3 separate regions of the Mus musculus genome follow, and all the other regions are linked to region 2. A link is a loop called in an ENCODE intact Hi-C map of the cell type or tissue named here. Cell type or tissue: gastrocnemius. All regions are shown on one strand.

Region 1 (8,000 bases), 110 kb after region 2:
ATACCTCCAGACGGACTCACTGTGGCCCCTCATCGAGCTCAGCGAGAAGGTGTGCTGCATTTGTTGTTTTCACACTGATCATCATAGGGTTTTGAAGTTGTTGCTCTTGCTGCTGGTGATGATGGTGGGTGGGTGGGTGGTTGGTTTGTTGGTTGAGAAAGGGTCTCACATAGCCCAAGTTAGCCCAGATTCACTATATATCTAAAGCTGACATTGAACTCCTGATTTTTTGGCCTCCATCTGCCAAGTGCTAGGACGATAAGCCTGTGCCACCAGGCCTAGTTTATGTGATGCTGGGGAGCTAATTTAGGGGTCATACATGCTAGATAAGCACTCTGTCAACTGAGCTACATTGCTGGCCCCAATTCTGGTTAATTCTTAATTCTTAGTTTTAGCGAAATCCTGTTGGGCCTGGGCTTTTGCCCAAAAGCAGTGCTCCAAATGTTCTGACTTCTGTATTCTGTGCTCCACAGCCCTGTACTGTCCTCTCCTGTGTGTCTGGCCTATGTCGTGGACAGTTGTCTCTATGGCTGTCTTTTAAACCTCTATGTGTGCTTCTGGAGGGCTAAGACTTTATCTTATTACTTAAATACTTAGTGTAGTATTTCATCTATAGTGTTCAGTGTTTACTATTAAAAGGAAGAAAGAAAACCAACAAAGGTCATAATATCAGGGTGAAGAAATTGTTCACACCCATTTCCTGGTAGCCATGCAGTTTTAAAGAGGAATTATGGGAGTGAAAGCACATTACCATCTAAAAAGAAATGGTCTGGGTGCTCCCTTTTCTTTGCATTTGGGAAGTCCATAAGCTCATACTGGGAGGAACTTGGAAACAAAATGTGGGCTACTGTGTAGGTTGCAGATGAGCCAAGGATCCTTAAGACATACTCAGTCGCAACTCTGAGTTTGTGTCAGTATGCCTCCTTTTCACCATGGTCTTTTTGACGCAGTTTTCCTGAGAGGAAGTCTATGTCTGTTTAATTATTCCATATGTTTATCTAATTACCACCTCTGTTTACGATGATCATGGTACTGTCCCGATTAAACTTTAACCTGAGACTACTTCACCTCAGTTCAGCTCATTGAACGTTAGTAACCTGATGCAGAATTTAACTTTTATAATGTTTTGTTCTCATAAAAACTTGTTGAGGTTTAGACTATTTCAAAATGGTATTTCAAAAGCAGTTATTTGAAAGTGGTACTGTGGGTCTTCATTTTTAACTGTTAAAAACGTGAAGTATAATACATGCTCTCTGGCTTAAGTTTACAAGGGTTAGTACACGTAACAGCAGGTATAACCTGAAGCTGAAGCCATATTCCCAACTTGGTAACAGCATCAGCGCTCCGACCCCCCCACCCCCCTTTTCCCTCCGCTAAACAGCAAATACAAAAGAGCTGGCTCAGCTGGTAACGTGCTTGCGAGCATAGGACATGGAAATTAGATCCCTAGCACCTATGTACAGAAAGTCAGGCACAGCAGCAGAGTTCACTGACCGACCAAGTCACTGAGTTCCAGCTCTAGAAAGACGTTTTAGGGTGGGCGTGGTGCTGGGGAGAAGGATGACCCAAACTGGCCTTGCTTGCAGTCCTCATAGCTTCACCTGAGCTGATCTGGGATCACACCCAGTACGAACGCTTTAGGCAAGCACTCTAAATGAAGCCCTCTCCACAGCCCCAGACTGCTCTGTTTTCTCAACACCAGTTAGTTCAGTAAGGTTTGATTTGCTAGCATCCTCTTTTAAGTGATTCAGTTACAGCAGTTTTTGGGAACACAGACCTTCCCATTCCTCTTTGGTCACTGTAGCATTACACAGCCTAAGGATTGCCGTCAGGTATTTGAGGTTTTTTTTTCTACCTTCACTCTGAAGCAGCCATCAAACCATGCATTTTGAAAGTTGGCATGAAGTGCTGTTATGGCTCTGTGCCTGCTTATTCTAAGTGCGTTTCCTGCTGCTGCCTTTCTGTGTTCCGTGCTTCATGCTCTCTCGTTGCTCACCTTTCATGGTGTGTAACAATCTTGTTGTCACGTCTGTGTTTTTGCTCCTTTAACTTGTTCTAAAGCAAAAGGAATGCTCCTCTCCTCTTCTCTGCCAGCACCCCCAAGTTCACATGTGACTCTCTATCCCCACCATAGTCCCATGGCATTGCTTTCCCAGCCTCTTTTGCCATCATTATCAGCCTCTACAGGCGCAGCCTCAGCATCAAGTGAGTATTGTACCTGCTGTACACTCACTGTATAGCAGTCTGGTTGACTTCAGATCTTTGTGTTGTAGAGTCAACCTTTTCAGATTGGCCGTCACCCTCCTCCTGCTGCTCTTCCTCTTCCTCCTCTTCCTCCTCTTCTCCACCCCCCCCTCTTCTTTTTTCCAACCTGATTTCTTTTCTAGTGAAGGAGCTGTAGAGTGAGTAGCCAAGGGCTTGCATGTTTACTTAGTTGATGAATAGACTGTGTATCTGTGTAGAGAGCTTGTTGTCCTGTTTACTACCCTGTGTCTACTGTTTGACCCTGACATAAACTGTACATTCAGTTCCTTTACAGCGAGACTTTATGGTTTCTTACAGTGATCAGTTTATAGGACATTTTACCCATTCCAGGAGATACAAGATCCCCTTCTGGCCTCTGTGGGCACAGACATGCATGTGGTACACATACATGCAGGCAAAACACTCATACATGTACAAATGAAAAACAAAAAACTAGATATTTTCTAAGTTATTCCTATTATATATACAAATAATTGAATGGGCTGTCCATATTTAGTTCATCCTAGCGTGCTGTACTATGATAATTTGAGTAAGAATTTTCATTATTATTCTTTAGGAAACAATCTTCACTAAAATATCTTTAGATTATTTCTTTGTTTTGTGCTGACTGCTTGGACTGGTGGACTGCTTGAACACTCAGCATCTTGACATATGTAGAAACATTCACTTGTGGTTGAGGGGCGTAATGCTGTGTATCAGTTTTTTCATGAGTTAAGGCCAGTCATAAAGATTAAGTAGCTTAATAACTAGCATTTGTCAAGTCATCAGATAACTTTAGGTAGCTGACTATGTGTGTGCTCTCTTGATACAAGTCAGTATGTGTGTGTGTTTTCTTTTTCAGCTGTCCACATTGAGAAGATAATGTTGAAAGGAGTCCAGAGAAAAAGGGCTGACAAGTACTGGGAGTACACTTTCAAAGTAAGCTGCTCTCATCCCCAGTGCTTCATTCTCCACGGTCACGGAAGAGCTGCTAGCAGGCTCGCTGCTTTAAAGACGAATGCGAGAACGAACGGAAAGACAGACAGATGATTGATAGATGACACGTAGATAATAGGTGATAGATAGGAAGAAAGGTAGGTAGATGATTAATAGGTAGTTTAACAGGTAGGTGGATAATAGATGGTCCATAGATAGATGGCAGATTTTAACAACAAGAGAGAACCTGAGCTTGGGGAAACGATTGAAAATGTGCGGTGTAAGATGCATCTTTTAAAAGGACAAGTAAACACCTCACAGTGTCTGCAGACCCCAGCCTTCCCTGTCCTGCCTTTACTTTACTGACTGCTCTGCTTTCCTTGCTGCTCATGGGGTTTTCATCCCTGCTGTGTGGCTTTGTCATCTTGTTGGCTGTGAACTGCAGGCCTGGTTCTTGCTTCCCACTGCTGCAGCTTCACTGTTGAGCCCTGTGCGGTTGCATCACATATACTCAGGCTGCCTGCAGTGAGGCCAGGGTTCTCACAGCACCACTGACCATGTTCCAGCTTCCCACTTTCCTCAAGACTTCCCTCCCTCTGATAAAGCGCTTTCTCCTTCCTCTGCAGATTACTACCACTATAGATTCCACAGATCCTTGAGCAAAGCGTCTTATGGGCGTGGGTGTCCTCATCCCTGCCGTCCTATAGTGTCTGCCTTGCTCAGTATATTTGTTGAATGAGTTTCAAAACTTCTACTTTGAAGGAGAAAAATCCTTGACTTTGTGATTTCTGTTTCCAATTTCCATGTGTCTCACTTTTGGGGTATTTGGCTCTTTACCCTTGAAACTCGGCATGCTGGCTTCTCCTTTAGTTGTTGGAACTCACAGCTTTTCTCTAAGACCTTTCTCCTTACCCTGGACCAAAGCACAGCTAACATCTGGCTCAAATGCTCCCTCTCTGGAGAGCCTTCTTAACACCAGCTACTCTTGTTTCAGGCCCAGTCTCTCTCTTTGAAGTAAACACTGTTAGAAATTCTTACATATTTGTTTGGTTTTTTGTGACGCTGATATGCGACTGAACTCAGACATCAGTTGCCTTGTCTACTCCTCTATCCACCTGCCCAGGTAGATATTTTTCTTTTAAGAAATAACCAGTCAGTAAGGGTTGCTACATAGCATTTTTATGCATTTAAAAAGTACATTAAAAGTGATATGATTAATTGATAAAACTTAGATATTAGTGTATCTTGAATAGTCACCTACTTTACAGTTGTACAGTGGAAATTAAAGTCCACAGAATTCTAAGGGTCCAGGGGGCAGTGCAGCACAGCTGATTGCAGTCCTAGATCCTGTTCCTTTTGGGCCACACTTCCCTCCTTTTCTTCATCTGAAAATGCAGGTAAAGATGCTTCCCCAAGCATCTTGCTAGGACTTAAAGCATGTGAAATCTTTTGAGAAGATAAAACTCCCTTGCTCTGCTTCTCTTGTAGCCATACATTTAGTGAGCCTAAGGAGACAGGACTTGGGTCTTTCGGATCTACCCTGTCATAGTATCATTTTTCTACTTAACCAAAAAAGCAAGACATTTCTGAAAAATTAGTTCCTGGAAATTATCAAAGCAGTTACATTTTAATACTGCTTTTTGAAAAGTACAATTTAAAAAGAATTACTGGAAAACTTTTTTCTGTACACTGTCAGAAACTATGCGAGAGAATGCTAGCTGACCTTTATATCTCTGATTGCTAATCTTAAATTTAAGGCCTTTTGTTTTACACATGGCTTTTTCCCCAGCCAGTTCCTGCCTAAGCAATAACCATACAATATGTGTGTTTTCTTAAATCAGGTAAATTGGTCTGACCTTTCAGTCACAACAGTAACAAAAACCCACCAAGAACTACAGGAATTTCTACTGAAGGTAAAATTATAGATTTTGTTGTTAAGATTTGTATATGCTATAGAGATTCCTAAAGTTTCAATGTCAAAAGAATCACCAAGAAAATTAAAACACACATAGGTTACCTCCAAGCTCGGATGAATAGAGGTGTAGAAAATGTTACCCTGTGTGTCTTCTTACCTTGTTACCAGTATAAGTAGCAGAAGAAATCGCTTTAGAAAATAGGTCCCCATTCTTAGTCCTCTACAGCGGTGCTCATCTGCAGCGAGATGAGGCTCATTTTCCTGTGGTACCTAACACACTGAGGTTCTCCTCTGTGGGCTCTGCTTGACCTTCACTCCTTTCCCGTTGGAGTTCATCCTTCCCCCACCCTACTTTCAAAAGTGTCTTAATGCTATCGGGGCGTTGAAGATGGTGGAGTTACCTTTGTTTGGCAAGTTTGTTTTCTGCACATCCTTAGCTGTTCCCTTGAATAGAAGTACCAATCAGATGTAATTGAAAAAAATGAAAGACCTCATAAAAGGGGGAACTATGTCTGTGTGGTCAATAAATTACTATTGCTCAGTAAGCAAACACTTCACAGTTTATTGTTGACAGGGAGATAAAGCTGGGAAATCCAGAAACAAGTAGTAGTCCTAACTCACTCACCAAGCTTTGTGTGAAAGTGTTATTACCATGCACCAGCTTTGAAGATTTTGCTGGGATTCACCTTGTGTGCCTGTTCAGGTCATTTGTGTCTGTGTTGATTCTTAACTCTGCAAGGGACTGATTCTCACCAGTCTGTTAGCTTCCAGAAGAATTCTGGAGCCTAGTTCTCTGACACACACTTTGACATGCTCCAAACGTTAGTTTGCTGGATTTGTTAGTTGGAATCGATTAAGCCAATTAAATAGTTTCTTTTTCCTATGGCTTGTTTTAAACTGAATTCTCCCACACCCCTCTCCTCCTATTTTATAAAAAATAGATTTTTTCCTCATACTATATATCATACAGCTTCCCCTGTTACTCACCGCCTCCCCTCCCATCCGTCCAGATCCACTCTTTTCTGTCTCTCATTAGAAAAGAACAGGCTGCTAAGAGATAACAGTAAACATTAAGTAATGTATAATAAGATAAAACAAAATCTACCGTAGTGAAATTGGACAAGGCAACCCAACAGAAGGAAACAAGCCCACGAGAAGGCACAAGGACCAGAGATCCATTTGTTCTCACACCCGGGAGTCCAGTAAAGAAACTGCAAGCCATATTATATACACAGAGCACCTGGGCAGGCCCTGTGCTTTAGCTTCGGTCTCTGAGATCGTCCGAGCTTTGCTCACCTGATTTTGAGCTTACTCTTCTGGTATCCTCATCCCCTCTGGCTCTTAAACTCTTTCTGCCTCCTCTTCCACAGGGTCCCCTGAGCTCTGAGGGGAGGGGTTTGATGGAGACATTCCATTTAGAGCTGTGTGTTCCAAGGTTTTGCTCTCTCTTTTGATGATGCTGATTAAATAAAGCACTGCTCTTAAGTATAGCAAAAATGCTGTTCAGGGTTTTACTCTTGGTTTCTAGAGTTTCTCCATTAGGGGCTGACCACCTGCTTGTAAAGATGAGGTGAGCTTCATTCATGTCTAGTTACCCAGGCCTGTGACCCTCCTCCTATCTGTCCTAGACAGTGTAACAAGAAAGGAGGCAGCAGTAGAAGGGCTGGCATCATGAGCATGACTCATGGGAACAAAGGTGTCGGGACAGAGTGGCTGTGATCCAGGCCACACTGCAGCAGGGAGATAGTCCCTCACAGCCTTCTGATGGTTTGAGCAAGTGGGTTGGGTCTGCCTCTTTTCTTTGCATACATTTTCAAATCTCTTCTGCTTCTCACAAGCTCTCTTGTGTCTTGATAGGATACATTTACCAGCACTTAATGTGAGTTAAATAGGCAGTTATGATCATCCACCATTTGGATTTGGAACAGGAACACTTGTCTCTCTTTTTCTTCTGTTTTCTTCGGGGCACAATCCTAGTGCTGAAGAATGAGTTCCAGAGGTACAGAGAGAGGGCTGAAGTTCTTAGTGGAGCCAGACGCTGCCACCTGTCAAAGCCATGTTACTTGATGCCAACTTGTGTGTGATGTGGCCACCTTTTTGTCTGTCCTCGAAACAGAGCCCACTGCAAGGCTCTGCCTTCCGTCTAGCAGTCTCCTTCCTTGGGGTTTCCCCCTAAGCTTCAGCAGTGCTGTCCTGACAGATTACATAAAAGCTAAGTGCTTAACAACAAAGCCCCAAATGCCTTCTCATTCTTCAGGGCCATGGGAATTAACCCTCAGCTTAGTTAGCAGGTGACTGATGCAGTTTTCTTAAGTGCATGACCTCCACTCTTACCTGGAGTAAGCTGCACTGTCTTCCTAAAACTGAACTGCCTCTTGTCATCTATTCTCCAGGCTGATGGCATCTTGAATGTTGTAGAAATTAGAGCAGAACTGTCCTGAGCACCTGTTCAGTGGTGCTGTGTGGGCAGGTGGTGATGAGCTGCAGTGAATTAGTGAGGTTGGGGTTGCTGAGTTCTCGATTCGTGAGAACAGCTGCTTCTGCCCTCCATGTTCTGGCCCCCTCCAGTTTGTTTTTCATATTATCACAGCAGCTCTGTGACTATTTCTCCTTCGCTGAAGTATCCGCAGTTCCTGAAATAATAACCAGGAACCGACTAGGAGTTTAGATGCGTGCTGACTTCTTGAATGGAATGGACTGTATGTTGTAGGGAGTTTTATAAGTGACAATACAGGATACAGTATAGATACTAACTACCTCAGGAGTGTACTGCAGCCCCCAAAAGAGCATGCTCCAGACACTCACTGTCCTAACACTCTGAGTGGAGCAACTGCTAATGCACTTCTAGTGTGCATCCTGCAAGCTGTTTCTGGAGCTGTGCTGCACACTCTCTAGATTGAGGCTT
Region 2 (8,000 bases):
TGCTTACCCCTCCTTATTCTCCTGCTCTTACTCTCTTGCTCCCTGGCTCCCCCCCTCTCTGCCTTCCCTTCTCCCCTCTCTCCACACGGCCATGACCAGTCTCTACTTCTCTACTTTTCTCCCCCTCTCTGCCTTTCTACAACAAATGCCTTAAAACCATGGACTGCCTCTTCTCATGGGGACCTGCCATGGAAGAGCAACGGAGCAGGTCTTCCTAGCTGCCTCTAACCTTTCACCCAGAGGCCTCCCTGCGTTCCCACCAACCCAAGCCGCCTGCCAGGCAAGACAAGGACTTCATCCCCACGACCCCTCCTTCCCCCACCCCCCCACCCCCGCCTTTCCCCCTTCCCTAACCTGCCAGAGTTCTCTCCTCCTACGTTTTTCCCCTCAGCCCTAGGCCAGAGTTCACCCGTAGGTCCCCACTCTGTTCTCAGCTCTTCTGAGACATCAGTGGCGACTGCGATGTCCAAGATTGAAAACCTAATGTCCCTGTCCTCCATGCAGCCCAGGGACTCCAGACCCAGCTTTTCCGCAGTGCCCAATGTTGTCTATAGTGCCTGAGAGTCTGAGTCCGACTCCTGCAGGTCCTCGAGAACCTATGCCTTCCCCACCTCCAAAGCGGGGTCTCGTGGCTTCTCACAGCCTGACGCCCACCCAGCAGTGGCATCTACGCAGTCAAACTCCTAGTGTCCACCTCACCCAGAGGCCTGAGCCCTGGGCTGAATGCGGGACCCCATAAGTCGAGAGGAGAGCTGAGGGTGCTTGATGTGCAAGCACGAAGATCTGAGCTCAAATCTTCAGGACCAGGTAGATATCTGAGGGTTAGGCAGAAGGGACGAGGGCTGGAGACAGGAAGATTGTTGGGTCTTGCCAGTTGCCAGCTTGCTAACAGTGATCAGGGTCTAAGCCAGGTATTTCCAGGGTTTGCGCTGCTTATCCTAAAAACTGAAAAGAAGAGTTCGCACATATTTGCAAAAGAAGCAAGATGATTTTCTTTGGAGCAAGTTGATAGTACAGAGCATAGAGGGACACACTGTTGAAAAGACCAGTAGTGGGTGACATGAATGAGGGCACTCATGGTCCATTAATATCCAGGGATTTTTTTCTGAAAAGGGTTCAGGGCAAGTTTGGTTACTTAAGGACATAGATTGGATGGTTCTCTGTTTTGATTGATAGATAAGATCACATATTCATTTTTCCTGCTGCACATGTCCCTTCCCAGATACATCTGATTTTAATCATATGTGTGAGGAGCGGGTGTGGCAGCAGTCCCAAGAAGGCGCCAGGGACTGCAGCTAAGTCTTATGACTTGCACCTGACTTCTTCATACACCTGAAAATAAGCCACAACCATCACGAGAGCTGCACAGGTGCACCAGGATACTGGCGAATCCATTTTGATGGAGACATGCCCCTGCTGCCCTGATTAGCTGAAGCTGCGTGTCTGGTGAGGTGACGTGGCCTGCCGTGAGTGGATGAGGGCTGAGAGTATATAAGAGTGAGAGGCCCGGGTCAGAGAGAGAGAAAGATGGAGAGAGAAAGTTGAAGCGAGAGAGATGAAGACTGAAGTTTGCTGAATAAACTGCTGTTAGAAGGACTGGTGGTCATGTCGTTCTTGCTGGTCGAGAGCGGACGAGACACATATGCATGCCCCATTATGCATAGGCATAGGAGAGTAAACAGAGGATTGTGCCTAAAGTTTACTAGAGGACGCTCCAAAAACACTTCAGGCTAGTTGGACCCTTTTATTTTTCATATCCTCATTCAATGGAAATACACTTAAGCTGAAACTTAACTGGACTGTTACTAGGGGTAAGAAAAATTATATGTAAGAGTATATGTAGCCTGGTACAGGTAGGGGCTTGAGGTTGCTGGGTGTACTGCTTGGAGGGTGTGTGTGTGCACAGTGCCTGCAGGTGAAGGAACCAGGTTGCCAAGTGCATTAACACAAGAGGAAGTGTATGTGTAGAACCAAGTTTCAATGGGGTCTCAAGCTTCAACGATCTCCTATGCCTGCCTCAAACCCAGGTACAGGTTCAGTGAGAGGCAGTGCTGCAAGAGAATATGACGCCTGCATGTACATGTTCAATACACACACTGTACATACAGAGAACATTGGATTGGTGAGAGTCACTGAGGAAATCATTAATAAATACATTTTATGAGCTTTAGAATCATATATGTGATTTGAAATCCCAACTCTGTTACTAGCAAGCTATGCAACTAGACACAAGATGCCTAGTTACCCACGTGCTGTGTAAAATGGGGATAATGATTCTATTATGCTTATTTCAGGGATTAAACGAAATAATGCATACAAGCCAGTCTGCAAAGTAGCTGCAGCATAAGTTATCAACAAGCAGCACTAGATGTTTGTGCTGCTGCTTGCAGGAAGGAGTGTGGTGTTTCCTTAAGGAGCACCAACTGTTGTGCGCTGGCTTAAGTTTTCAATAGCCAAGCACAGTGCATAAGGAGTCACAGTGCATAAGAATGCCATGTGCCTTAGAATGGGTTCTACTGAATGATCTATTGAATAGATACGTGTCAGGAAAGGAGAGTCCTGGACAACAGGTCTCAGAGAAAAGTGTATTGGTTTCTAGCAGGATCTGTGTCTGGGGAGACACAGGTTATATTATAGCAGGTCATAGCTGTTCCTTTTATGCCTGCTAAACAGAACAGAACAGGTAAAAAGCTAATGACATATAAATCTAAAGGTGTTTCCAACAAGTAGCAGGCCCAGACAGCCTTTGTGAGGACGAACGCATCTCTTTGGGGAGCTGGAGAGGTTGCTGAGTGGTTAAAAGAGCATATTGTTCTTACAGAGGACCTGAGTTTGGTTCCCAGCAACCATGTCAGGCAGCTCACAACTGGACTCTATCGACAGGGAATCTGACAGCCTCTTTTGGATCTTGTGGGCACCTGCACTCATGTGCATATTCCAACATACTGGCGTGCACATATGTATGTGATTTAAAAATAAATCAATTGTAAAGATCAGAGCAACAGAGCGAGACATTGTGCTCTCCTCTGGTGTGTGCCTGTCACTCACCGTGGTTCATGAAATGGGAATGTGAGAACATGCACCGTAGTGGGTTAGAACCTGTGGCTTGTATCTTCCTATTTCTTATGGACAGATGTATTAATCTGACCTTCAGTTCTTCTGAAGGAAATGGAGCTTTTCCATTGTACAACCAAGATGTAAGTTAAGGTGAGGTCATGCGGGAGGTCGGTGTAGCCCAATGCAATATGAGTGGTCCTAAAAGAAGAGTGGAAGGGACACATGTCATGTAAAGATGGACAGGCACAGAGGGAAGATGGTGAGGGGACACACTAAGGATGCCACACAACCTTAGGATCGCAGTGACCTGTGCACAAGCAGAGGAGTTAGAGAGAGCACCACTCACACAGCAACAAGGAGACAGACACAGAACACTCTCTCTAGAAACAGAGCAGCCACAATGGCACCTTCACCTCAGACTCTGGCTGCCTGTGTCAGGCTGCCAGCTGATACCACAGGACACAGCAGCTGTAGGCAAGTGTACTCTATTCCAAGAAGAGAAAAATTCCTACAGAGCTGAGTGGTGAATGTTGATCAGAGAGGGTTTTTGTTTTTCATTTTGTTTTGCACATGATTGTGTCATATATGTGTGTGTGTGTGGTATGTATGTGTGCTCCTGTCCACATGTGTGTGGGTGCTCGTGTGTGCGCATGCAATCATACATGGAAAGGCCAGAGGTTAACAGTCAGCTGTCTTCCTCACTACACCTTACCTATTAAGTAAGGCATGGTCTCTCATTTGAAGAGTTTGACAGCTCTGGGAGCCTAGCTAGGCAACTTGTTCTGGAGGTTGGGTCTCCAGTCTCCACCCACTACAGACTGGACTGCTACCCCAGGCAGAAATTACATGGGTGCTAAGGATCCCAAGTCACTTGAAAGGCAAGCACCTGAGCCACTGAGCCATCTCCCCAGCCTGCTGAGTTCTTGGTATCTGACATTCTAACCTTATGAAATTACAGAACTACAGCAAGTTGCCTCTTAACAGGAGGGTCTGGAGGCTGGAGGCCGTTCCTGCTGTACTGAACAGCTGTTAAAGTGGGAAACTCAGAGGTCCTGTGCAATGCTGACCTCACCAGAGTGGAGAAAGAGTGAGGATGCTCCTCTCTGATTGGATGAGAGTGTTTCTAAGACCTTCTGTGACAGGACATCTGTCTTCTACTTGCTTGAGGACATTTATGAATCTGGCAGTGCCTAATCAAACTGATAGAAACTTCCAGGCACTTCCCTTCCCAGGCAGCTAGAGTATATTCTCTCTCTCTCTCTCTCTCTCTCTCTCTCTCTCTCTCTCTCTCTCTCTCTCTCTCCTTCCCTCCCCTCCCCTCCCCCTCCCCTTTTCTCCCCTCCCCCTCTCCATCTCTTCCCCTTCTTCTTTGAAGAGTATGAGCATCAAGTTCCAGGGCTTTGAAATACCCTTGCTCATTTAGCGTGCACAGTCTTGCAGCCGGTGACCAGTATCTTCCTGATGGCAGAGGGCTCCCAAACAGCAAATCGCTTGTATGCAAGAACAGTTCCACCAGGTGGCGCCCCGTCAAAGGTTAGGCCAGGGGCCCTTGAACTTCACTCTTGCTATCTGAAAATAATCTCAACAAAATCCCAGAGCCAGTGACGCTTCTAGAGGTTGAGTTAGAAGACGTCGCTTGCCCTTCTCGTACGACCTAGTCGCCAAGGAGGCAGAACTTTCTACCGCTTTCCTCATTAAGAGCCTCATCTAGGATCAAATTCCCTCATCAGGCAACAAGTGAGAATGTTCATCCAAGCTCTTGTAGCCAAGGGATGACATAGAAGGTGGCTGTCAGTTGGGTTGGCCTGTCACTCTGGCAGGAATGGTGATCACGGGGATGCCATCACAGCACCTTATCTGATGCCACCCGAAACTGGCCAGACACAGAGAACACTCTGTGCTCATTACACCCTTGGAATACTCAGAAAGCAGCCAGCCCCCAAAAGGAGGATAGCTTTTTATATTTTTATACCATGACAGAAAAAAAGCGCATTTCCAGTTGAACCTCAAATACTCAAGACAGAAGAAGGAACCGAAGTCTGTCAAAATCTTTGTAGATGTGAACCAACTACAGGAAAGCAAGACAAGCCGCCAAGAAGCTTGGCCCGAGCCTGGGGACTGAATAGCAATGAAACAAATGTGGCTCTCCTGGCTGCTGATTCTGTGTATGTTAAAGCAGACTTGACCAAAAAGTTTGCCTTTTCTCAGTGACAAAGTTTCTTTGTACAATGGTTTGGTGAGCATCTTTTGTCATAAATTGAAAAAAAAAAAAGTTCTTTCTTTACTGTTCAGGATTAAAGCTTGTAGACTAAATATAAAGTTTCTTAGCAAAGGATAAAACACATAATCGATCTAAAATCAATAACCCTTCCTCCTCTTCTTGCTGACATTCAAAAGGGTTTGTGGGATGTTCTTAGAGATACCGACATAATTATCACACATTCTGTTCAAAATCAAAGCAAAATGCTGGTTTATGAGTGATGGAGAAGAGATCCAGGCTCTGTGCTGTTTCCCAGTGTACCTGCTAAGTGATCACAAAGATACGGTTTAAAAATGACAAAGTGTCCCACAGGGCTGCATCCTCAAACTGGCAGCGTCCTTCAGTCCTTCCAAGGCAGCTGCCGTCTCTGGTCCTTCCCAGGAACACTGTGAAACAGGACACTCTGACCTCAGGGGCCTTCGGTTTCCCTGTGTCCTATTCTCTTCTTTGCCATTGAAATCGCAGGCCCTCAGCTTCTTTTCTTTGCTTGTTGCCTTTATCAAAACTTCATCTCAGGGGGAAGAATTACCAGCAATTTTAAGATAATGGAATTCAGCACTCTCTTGCTTCCCCTCCTTCTATACTTTCACAAGTGTCTTCTTTGCTTGTTCATCACCAAGAAGGTCTTGAAAGCCTCGTGAGATGCAGGGATCTTCAGCTGCCCCTGAACTCAGTTCAAAAGACAGGCCTGCCTTGTTCTATTCCAAAGATCAGCACAGGGAATCCCATCCCTGGGTGTCCTGGGAGTCCTGGGAGTGATCCAGTCAACTCACAAATGTCACCCTGGTTAGAAACACTCAAAGCCGCACCTCCAGGAGGAGAGTCAGGGGTCACCATTTTCTGCTTTATGTCTCTTGAAGCCCAGAGTTTTGGGATAAAGACATTGTTTTCTTGACAACATGGCCATGAGAGTCATGGCAGAGAGCAACTCTCCAGGACTATGTACGCAATGACCAGCAGCACATGTGCATACACAGACTCGGCATCATACATGACCATGATAAGCCGTGATCGCTTGGGATGCGCTGGAACTCCTGTAACCTAACTCAGAAAGCCAGCGATAATCCTTTTCAGTCCAGGGTTGGAGCTTGGTAATCTGCCTGTGTTCTTGCTTCTTGCCAGGAGAAAACTCAATGATGTCCGGGAGATAATGAAACCTATCGGTCCATTCAGAACACTCACCGTGATGCTTTCTGCTTAAAATTGCAAGACGGCAGAAGCCAATGACTAAGGATGGGGAGGAAAAAGCAGACGAAAATAAAGATGCACAGATGACCCCCAATATTGGACTGATCAGGCATGAACACGAAAGTAGATTTCCAATGGAAACTTACACCCAGAAAACTATATTCTATGGTATTTTTAAATACAAAGTATAATATTAGAACAACAAAAACAAACAAACAAACAAAATCAAAAAACTAAAGGTAAGAACTTTGGAGCTATTGAGATGGTTCATTGGGTAATCATCGGGCAAAGGAGCTTGCTACCAAACTTAATGACCTGTCTTTAATCCCTGGAGCCCATGTAAAGGTGAAAGGACAGAATGGACTCCATAAAGTTGCCCTTTGACCTCCACAAGCATGCTATGGCATGTGCCCAGTGCCCTCTAACATGTCCTGAGTACACACAATAGTAAATGAATACTTTTTTTTTTTAAATTCAAAAAATGTAAGCATTCTCAACTGTAAAGTGGCAGTGGTAATGTACTTTGGGGATACGCTGGGGCTTCAGATCAGAGACTCCATCGTTCGAACACATGCCCGGAGCACAGTAGGAAGTGTTTCTCCTACTATAACCCTCACTAAATAGGGTGGTACTAATTAAGAGTTTAATGGAAAGAAATTAAAAAAGAGTAGACAAAGAAGAGCATCTGTGAAGTGAAAAGTGCTGTCAAAGTAGAGACATCAGTCGGGAAACATATTGATAAATGATAAGCACACCTGCACATATGGTGCACGCAAGCATGTCCAGCACGTGTAACTGGAGCTCCAGAAAGTCAGAAAACCAAGCACATGAGAAACTGAGTGTGATGCCAGCTGACACAGTACTGAATTAAGTCCTCAGTTTAAGGATTCTTAAAACCGTAAAGTGTCAGAGAGATACAGCACATCTAGGCAAGCATGCCCTAGTCAGGTGGGTTAGAAAGGAAACCTTGCAAGCAGCCAACTGGAAAAGATTCCTTACCTCCAAAGAAGTGACAGGAAAACTAACAGTTAACCTCCTAGCAGTGATGAAAAAATGGAGGAGCATACTTTACACACTAAGCAGCAACAACAACAACAGAGTTGATGATGTTGATGACGACGACGAAGGCAAAGACAAAGACAACAGAACGTCTATAATTCTGCATCTGGGGGAAGAATCCTTTAAAACAGAAGGAAAATACATTCCAGAAAAGCACAAGATAATTTCTCATCTGCATAGCTGTACTAAAATAAATACTTCAGATACTCTGTGAAAAAAATGAAGAAAGGCAAGAAGCAACATGTGACCTGGGGGCAGTGGGAACCAAGCAGTAAGGCGCCTGGCCCTATGTAGCTTCCACTGTCAAACAACAATAACAACAACAAGGACCCTAGCTGGTCGTTAAGCTAGCATTTAAGAGATGCTTAACACAAATACATAAACGACAGGTGCAAAGATAAATCTGCTTTGCAGCCTGGATCTCACTGTTCACTAT
Region 3 (8,000 bases), 56 kb after region 2:
GATCAGAGAGCAATGAATTCAGCTATGCATGCTAGTGCTCAGTTCAACTTTTCTACTCTTAAACATCTCAGAATCTCCTGCCTGAGGAATTATGCCACCCATAGTGGGCAAGTTCTTACACCTCAGATACCATAGTCAAGGTAATGCCCACAATCTAAGCTGATCTAGGTAACCTTTCATCGAGATTCTCTTCCCATGTGATTCTTGATTGTGCCAAGTTGACAATTAAAACACTCTGTCACAAATATAAAGGACCTTCCCTCTTATCAACTTTGTGTTACTACAAAAAATGTCTGAGATATTTAACTTATAAAGAGAATAGGTTCATTCTGCCTTATCCTGTTGAATGTCCCAGTCCATAATCAGATAACTTCTTGATTTGTGTCTTTGATGAGGGCAGCATATCATGACCAAAATACATACAGCTGTAAAACACTGTAGATGTTAAGAAGTGAGGAGAAAGAAGGAACAGCCAGTGTCCCACGCTGCATTTAGGGTTATGCCTTGGATGTCCTAAGAATCTCCTACCAAGCCCCATCTCTTGAAAGTCCACAGTATTTCCCCTCATTGTTGCCTTGGGCACTGGGAGACACTAGATATTCTCCCCATCACCAGGACCAAATACCCAATGAGAAGCAACTTTAAGGAAAAGGCTTTGGGGGTCCAGTCCATCATAGTGGGGAAAGCATGGCTATCAGAGGATAAAGTGATATCACATTGAGTCTGTGGTCAGGAAGCAGAATGAGACGAATGCTGGGACTCAGCTCCCTGTCTCCTTTTATTCAGAACTGCACATCATGAGATGCACCACCCACAATCTAGGCAGATCTTTCTTCTTCAGCTTTCTGGGAACATCTTCATATAAAGACTCAGAGGTGTGCTTCCACGGTGATCATATTTCACTATCAAGACTGACTACCATAGAGGCCTTCAGCCTCCAAACTATTGCACCCAGCCCTGACTTTTAGGTCCCTGTCCATCTCACAATGACAAAGTATCATTCTGTCTCTAAGAGTTCTCAGGTTAACTGTTGCGGCATTGATCAAAAGTTCAAGTCCAACTATGAGTAGTGGCACATTCCAGCAACAAGGAGACTGGGCAGAAGGTATTTAAGTATCTCAGGTCAAGGTTAGTAGTGGCTACATAGTGTTTGAGGTGAGCCTTGCCCTTCCTCTACTTCCACACCCAAAGAAAATTCAAGAGCTTGAAAGACAAACTCAATTATGCGTCCCTGATTACATATGAGGATGAGGTGTGGGTGAGAAGAAGTGTTACAAACTTCCCAGATACCTGATGAAAGAGACTCAGGCTAAACATCCTGATTCCACTGGGCTACTCTCTAGGGCTTACTTTGCATTTATTTAAATGTTTCCCTGGATAATTCACTGTTGCTGGAACTTCTATCTTTCTGGGGCCCCCACTGTGGCTTTATGCCCACAACTCTATCATGTATCATGTGTCAGGGGCTGCCTTACATGGACATCAACACCTAACACACTGCCTAGCTTCCCAAGCTTTCTCTGAAATCTTGATGGCAGCTCCAGGACCCCATAACTCTTGCATTCTGCGTTTCTGTAAATGTAGCACCTCCCCGGAGACACTCCAGGGTCTGTTGGCAACTGCACTGCACCTGCACCTGCCTGAGCCACAGCTGCTTTGCAATCGATTTGAGTTCAGCTAGGAAAACCTTGCAGTTAACAGTTCCAGCTATGAAAGGCGTTTAGGCCCTTGAGTGGCATGTAGAGCCACTGAGATACGCTGATGGTGTTTAAGACAGGCTCAGGGCAGTGCTGTGTAAGAGTTGTGGCAGATTCAATACACACAGAATTTTTCTAGTCTTGCCCTCAACTGTTGCTTTTAAAATTAAATACGTTTCCTGCAACTTATCTTTCCTCACTCCCTGGTTCATTCCATGGCTTTTATACTGCTTTCCTGCACCAGCTTGAAATCACGCCATTGTATCTGATGAGATCTTGGGCTTCTAGAAAAAATGATCTGGAAATGCCATCTGGCTAAACCATTAGATGTGTCCAGGCAGACACTCTGCAGATTATCTCCAGGAAGGAAGAAAAATAGATGAGCGTCTTAGAACTATTTATACAGTCATCCTTCAGGCTTTGGCCTGGAAAACAAGAAACTGGGACTTTCAGGTTTTTTGATTGCCTCCCCCACCCCCGCCGCCACCACCCATATTTTGTGAAGTTTAAAGTATAACCATCTGTTTCAAGAGATATAAAAATCTTGAATTCAGTCTTTCTCCACATCAACGGGATACTAACCCTTTGGGAAATCTTGTACTGACGTGTTCTGCTAATTGTGGCAAAACCAGAATACCACAGCTCATTGTCTGCGCACTTCATAGGCTTTCTCACGGCTGCTGAAGGAGCACTGGTCTCTGAAATGCTGACAGTGTTTCTTCCCTGTTTGATGATGGACGGTGATGCAGTCCTTACTGTTTATGTTTATTCTGTTTAGAACATGCTTGCTTCAACAGCTCACATGCTAACGTTGGAGCGCTATTGAGAGCATTAGCATGGCCTCTGCGCAAGACTGACCCGCATATCTGGGAAGTGGTTTATATTTAAAAAAAAAAAAAAATCACCAAGACAATTGCTGGTAATTCAAAAGCATTTGGTGATCAATTGAACTTGCATTCATTCTTATAGCATAAAAGGATGTGTGAGTGAAGAACACTGCTCTAAAATTCACCATCAGAATTCTCATCCCAGGCCTAGTCGGCCATCACTGGAAAGAGAGGCCCATTGGACTTGCAAACTTTATATGCCCCAGTACAGGGGAACACCAGGGCCAAAAAGGGGGAGTGGGTGGGCAGGGGAGTGGGGGTGGGTGGATATGGGGGACTTTTGGTATAGCATTGGAAATGTAAATGAGCTAAATACCTAATAAAAAATGGAAAAAAAAAAAAAAAGAATTCTCATCCCAGCTCCACTGAGCACCCACTCCATTAATGTGCTAGATTCAATAGTTTTCCCAAAAGTCAGAGGCAAAATATGACATTATGGCTACAGGAGACCACCTCGGGAACCTCTCTGCACTGTCTCCTTAATTTTTCAAAATTCCAATTCACTCTTTCTCTGTCATCTTTCAGAAATAATTTCCTGTTCCATTCTACTAATTGTAGCGGTTGGTGTTCTCTTGCAAATTGTGTTACCACTACCCCCCCTCCCCAAAACAACAACAACAACAACAAACACGTTGCAGTGTCCTACACACAGGCTAAAAGAAGCCTGCCCCCAGGCTGGATTTGATTGTGGTACAGCCAATGGCTGGGCAAAGGGGCACAGGACAGGACCCTTAGAGTTGTGCGGGGTAAGACGCAGGAGGAGGAGGAGGAGGAGGAGAAAGCTAGAATTGTGCTGACCCAGGAGAGACACAAGCAACAGACTTAGAGCTGCAGACGGAAAATCATCTGAAATGTAGGAGTAAAGCAGCCTCCAAAAGGGCCGCCCAGAAGCGTCTTGGGCAGCAAAGACCAGTGGGCTTCGCAGAAGGTAACAGGGCAGCAAAGTTAAAGTAGATTTAAAAGATGTTGAGCCAGGAGTACCAGAGGGAAGGACATGCTAGCCTCGGAAGGCTTACAAGTGCCCAGCCACTGAGCTAATAAGCCATGTTAAAAATAAGCTTTTGTGTATGTGTGTGTGTGTGTGTGTGTGTGTGTGTGTGTGTGTGTTTCATTCGCAGATCCAAAAATAGCTCCTGGGCAGGGGTGTGCGTGAGACCTGCCGGGAGCCAAAGCAGTGTAACAAAAAACTCCCGCTACAACTAATAAGCTCGTATTGAGCCCTGTTGCCTATTAATAAGCTCTCATTGAGCACCAATTGTTTTCTGAGCAACGTGTTGAGTGCTGAAGATAGAGATATACACTAAGAACAAGCCATGTAGAGCACTACCTACCACACAGTAAGAGTGTTCCAAAGCAGAGTTGAGGGATTGGTGGGGAGGGGCTACTATTCATAAAGCAGAGAATCATACATTCTCCCACACTGTAGGACTCGGCTATTTGGTAGTTAATTCCTTCTTATTTTATTATTGCACCTACTTTTAAAATCTCTGTATGTTCAAAATATGCTTTTCATCTTCTTTTACTCTGCCTGTCTTACTGCGTGTCTCACAGATAAATATAACCTTTCCTTGCACCGGCTGGCTGGATTTGTTGGAGATGTAGAAATCAGGGGGAAGGAAGATCTGGCGCAAGCAGAACTGCAGCAGCTGCCTGAGTTAACAGGCCGAAGCCAGAGTGTGGAGACAAAATTGGCAGCTATGTCACACTTGCCTAGCAAATATGCCTCAGGCTATCAAGGGAAAGGAACAACAAATGACTCAGGACTAGGAAAGCTCCCCCTAGCTACAAAGAAAACAGAGGGGAAGGCCTGGTAAGGTCTTAACAGGACTCCCAACCACAGGTACCTCAGGACACCGGTGCTGTGTCTGTTCCTACAGATGATCAACTTTAGAGCCCCGTAGGTGGGACATAGGACAAATCAAACGTAAAGGACAGGAGTGAGGAGGTGGTTTGCAGGTGAAGAGACTGTGACTTTGAACTATGATGTAAAAGAAACAAGTGGTGGCCCCCTCTTCACCCCTGCCTCCCCACCCCCATGTTAGCAGTTAGTCTGGGTGTGGTGCCCCAGTCCTCCCGGCCACCACCCCCATACCCCTGGCAATGGACAAACACCTTGTTTGTGGGGTGTTCTTATATCAGTCATGGGCAGAGCAGATGGCAGTTTTTTTGTTCATCCTGACTTGATGCCTGGCTTGAAGGCTAAAGTTGCTTTATGCCTAGGCTTTAGAAAAATCAAATTAAATTAAATTGAGGCAGCGCTGCACAGGAGAAGGAAGACAAACACCTGTGGGCGACCATACCTACCACCCACAAACCTGCCCTCCAGCACATGGCACAGGCAGGCCATAGATACCTGCTTTCTGCTGCAACACACAGCACACAACACACAGCATGGATAGAGGATGTCACCCAGGGGCCACCAACCGCACGGCCAACCTGCAGCAGGAGCCACCACAATGTGTGAGCATGCGGTGGGCAGATGGAGAGAAAGTCCCATCTGTGGGGCAGCTTGAGCATTATGAAGAGAGATGGATCTGGAGACTTGAGGGTAGAGAGGAGTAGCCTGTTGTGAGTGGCCAGCCTGGTCACCTGGAGTCATGGTGAGGTCCCCGCTGGAGTTGTCACTGAGAGCCAAGTCTGGGTCTGTGGCTCTGCAGCAGCATGAGTTGATGTTGATGTCTATGGCTCATATTACCACGACAGAAGATGGGCACATCCCTGTTTGAGGCAGTCACAGGGACCTGTGGATGGCTAGGGGCTGTGCATAAATTCTCCTTGTCCCTCACTGGATGCAGTGTTTGGGGAAAGCTGGCCCCACCTCTCACTGGTGGGAACACTCGGTTGGGAGAGTGGGCCCTGCACCTCACCGAGGCAGCACAGTGGAGCTAGCCCTGGTGGGAGCAGTGTGGGAGTGCTGACCCTGCCACCCATCTGCCATGGGATGGCACGGGCACAGAGGTTGATGCCCTTCATCCCACACCCTGCCACCTCTGGTAGTTGGGAAAGCTCCCCACGGAGTCATGGGCTCAGGAGAGCTAACCCTGTCCATCACCAGCTACAGCACTCAGGAGAGCAGACGCTGTACCTCATCTGGGCAGCACAGTAGAGCTGGACCTGGTGGAGAGAGCACAAGTGAGCCAGCTCCAAGGGCACTGGGAGAGCTGGCCTCACCACTCATCTGGCATGAGGTGGCACGGGTGTGGGGATGATGTCCTCCACATCACCCCCTCACTACCTGCAGTAGTCAGGAGAGCTGGCCTTGGAGGCATGAGAGCAGGACAGCTAGCCCTGCCTCACCTGGGCAACACAGCCCTCATGGTAAAGGCATGGGTGAGCCAGCCCCAAAGGTGTGAGAGCCTGAGAGAGCCGGTCCAGCCCCTCACAGGCTGCAGCCCTTGGGAGAGTGGGGCCCTCACCTTGACTGAGAAGCACAATGGAGCTGGCTCTGGAGGGGTGGGCATGAAAAAGTTACCCCCCAAGGGCATGAGAGAGGAGATCAGCAGAAGGCAGCAATGCCAGCTGATGCCAGCATTGGGTTTCCTAGCTGGAACAGTGCTGGAGAGCTCATATGAGGGGGTGTGGAGATGAGCTGGGTGGGGGTGCGTGATGGGAAACTCACAAAGAACCAATACAAAGTTTAAGACAATAAATAAAATTACAACAAAAGAGATATCTTCACTGAAGGAAATGTGTTTCTTTTAGCAGAAAAAAAAAAAGAAGTTGCACAAATAGTACTCTAGCTTGTATTTAATTTTAAAGTTTATTGCACTGTAATTTAAAAATATTTTTACTACTCTTCATTTGTAGAATTTATTGAAACATATTTAATGTATTCTACTAAAGCTTTTTCTGTGACAGTTTTAAAACAAGATGCACCATTAAGTTTTATACCAAAGGAATCCATCTATTTCATTGCTGTGCCCTTAGCACCAAAATTGTTCTGGCCCCCAAAGAAGCATTTAGTGGGTATTTGTAAAATTAATGAGTGAATTTACTGACACACAAAACTATAACTTTGCCTGCTGAACATCTTAGGGAGAGTATAATTGAAATACATTATATATTTTCAAAGCATGAGCATGTTGTATTAATGGGAAGTTAAATTTATTTTCCTTCAGACTACCCCCAGTGTAAGATTAACTGTAGTTCACTGCTTAATATGTATATAGGGAGAACGGAATGTTTTTACATTGTGCTAAGTTGCTGACATGATATCTAAACTAATAATACACAGGAGCTATGGGTACAGGCCAGAAGGTCTCAGGACACAAATCCTCCATGTGGACCTGCACTTGGATTCAGAGGGCTGCTGTTACAGAGATTTGTACCAGGAGTGGGGTCATTGATTCTGGACACAAGCCAAGGATAGACACTAATCATTGTGCTGCCTGCGTTTACCTGCTCATTTAATTATCTACTACTGAGCTCTGCACTGAGGATTTAGAACACAAAGTAAATTGTTAAATACAATCAACCAAAGAAGCAGATCTGTGGGGGGATTGATACGCTAAGACTGTGCAGATATGGACTCGAGTCCTAAGAAGGGCCAGCCATCTCAGCCTGAAAGGCAATAAAAGACTCACACGTGATTAAGCTGATCTACTAGATAGACAAGCAGGTTGGCTCTCAAAGGACTAGTGGTACAGTGGTCATCTGGAAGAGGATGCAGTGACAGAGTTCATATTCATTTTCCAGAGCTGCTGAAGCAATACATCTCAGACTGGGTGGCTGAACAACAGAACAACTTTCTCACAATGTTGAAGCTAGATGTCCAAGGGGGAGGTGCTGGGTGGGGGGACTGGCTTCCTCTGAGGCCTTTCCTTTCCTGCTAGGCAGCCACTATCTAGTTGTCTCTTCTCTCTTCACCATGGCCTGGCATCAGTACATTCTGCTTTTTGTATGTTATAATGTAGCCTAGAGCATGATATAGACAAGCACTCTGCCACTGAGCTATGTATGTCCCTAGCCATGATCCTACCTTTCATTTTGAGGCAAAGTCTCATTAAGTTGCCCAAGCTAGCCTTGAAGTCCCTCTACAGTCCAGACAAGCTGTGGCTTTATAATCCTCCTTCTTCAGTTCTTGAAGAGCTGGGATGGCACCTCTGTGCTATAATGCCTAGCTTCTTCTTCTTTAAATGTAGAATTATTTTATGTTCAGGTTGTAGGTTTTTATCTTTGTAAAGGAAGGTCTGCCTGTGTCATATTTACTTTAACAATCTGAAGAGAACACTGAAAAGTGTCCAAATAATATTTCTATAAACTACACACAATCTCATCAGCATGAGGCATGAAGCATCTCAGGTTTTCACACTGCCTTATCCATTCACTTAAGCTTTAAAAAAATATATACTTTAGATTTTTCCATTTTCTTTTGTTTTTTTTTTTCTTAAATAGAACATGGCTCATAAATGACAAC

What was found. Hi-C counts contacts between places; a loop is a spot of excess contacts. Peaks named below come from ENCODE experiments on the same cell type or tissue, not always from the same donor. Only the 100,000 strongest peaks of a DNase experiment are listed, where the experiment ranks them.
Region 1: a loop joins it to region 2, with 3.0 times the contacts of the local background. A loop is called at or near these places in 11 of 42 quality-filtered maps.
Region 3: it touches region 2 in a loop (2.5-fold over the local background); 7 of 42 quality-filtered maps call a loop at or near these places.

Annotation. Positions count from the first base shown.
Region 1 is chr1:106,000,994-106,008,993 of GRCm38, forward strand. It overlaps Zcchc2 (zinc finger, CCHC domain containing 2), which reads left to right. Exons shown (of 14, transcript NM_001122676.1): 2 at 1-49; 3 at 3,107-3,183; 4 at 5,022-5,093. Among named protein-coding and RNA genes, the nearest start is that of Zcchc2, 15 kb to the left of the region's middle. In gastrocnemius, no CTCF peak of the experiment used is centred here; no DNase peak of the experiment used is centred here.
Region 2 is chr1:105,886,662-105,894,661 of GRCm38, forward strand. No RefSeq gene overlaps it. Among named protein-coding and RNA genes, the nearest start is that of Gm41926, 27 kb to the left of the region's middle. In gastrocnemius, a CTCF peak has its summit at 4,580 (motif pointing right); a DNase peak (open chromatin) is centred at 4,571; H3K4me3 peaks cover 247 bases; H3K27ac peaks cover 1,269 bases.
Region 3 is chr1:105,943,076-105,951,075 of GRCm38, forward strand. It overlaps Gm26214 (a small nuclear RNA gene), which reads left to right and starts at 2,481; the gene lies at 2,481-2,585. In gastrocnemius, a CTCF peak has its summit at 4,367; DNase peaks (open chromatin) are centred at 4,254 and 4,610; H3K4me3 peaks cover 840 bases; H3K27ac peaks cover 2,544 bases.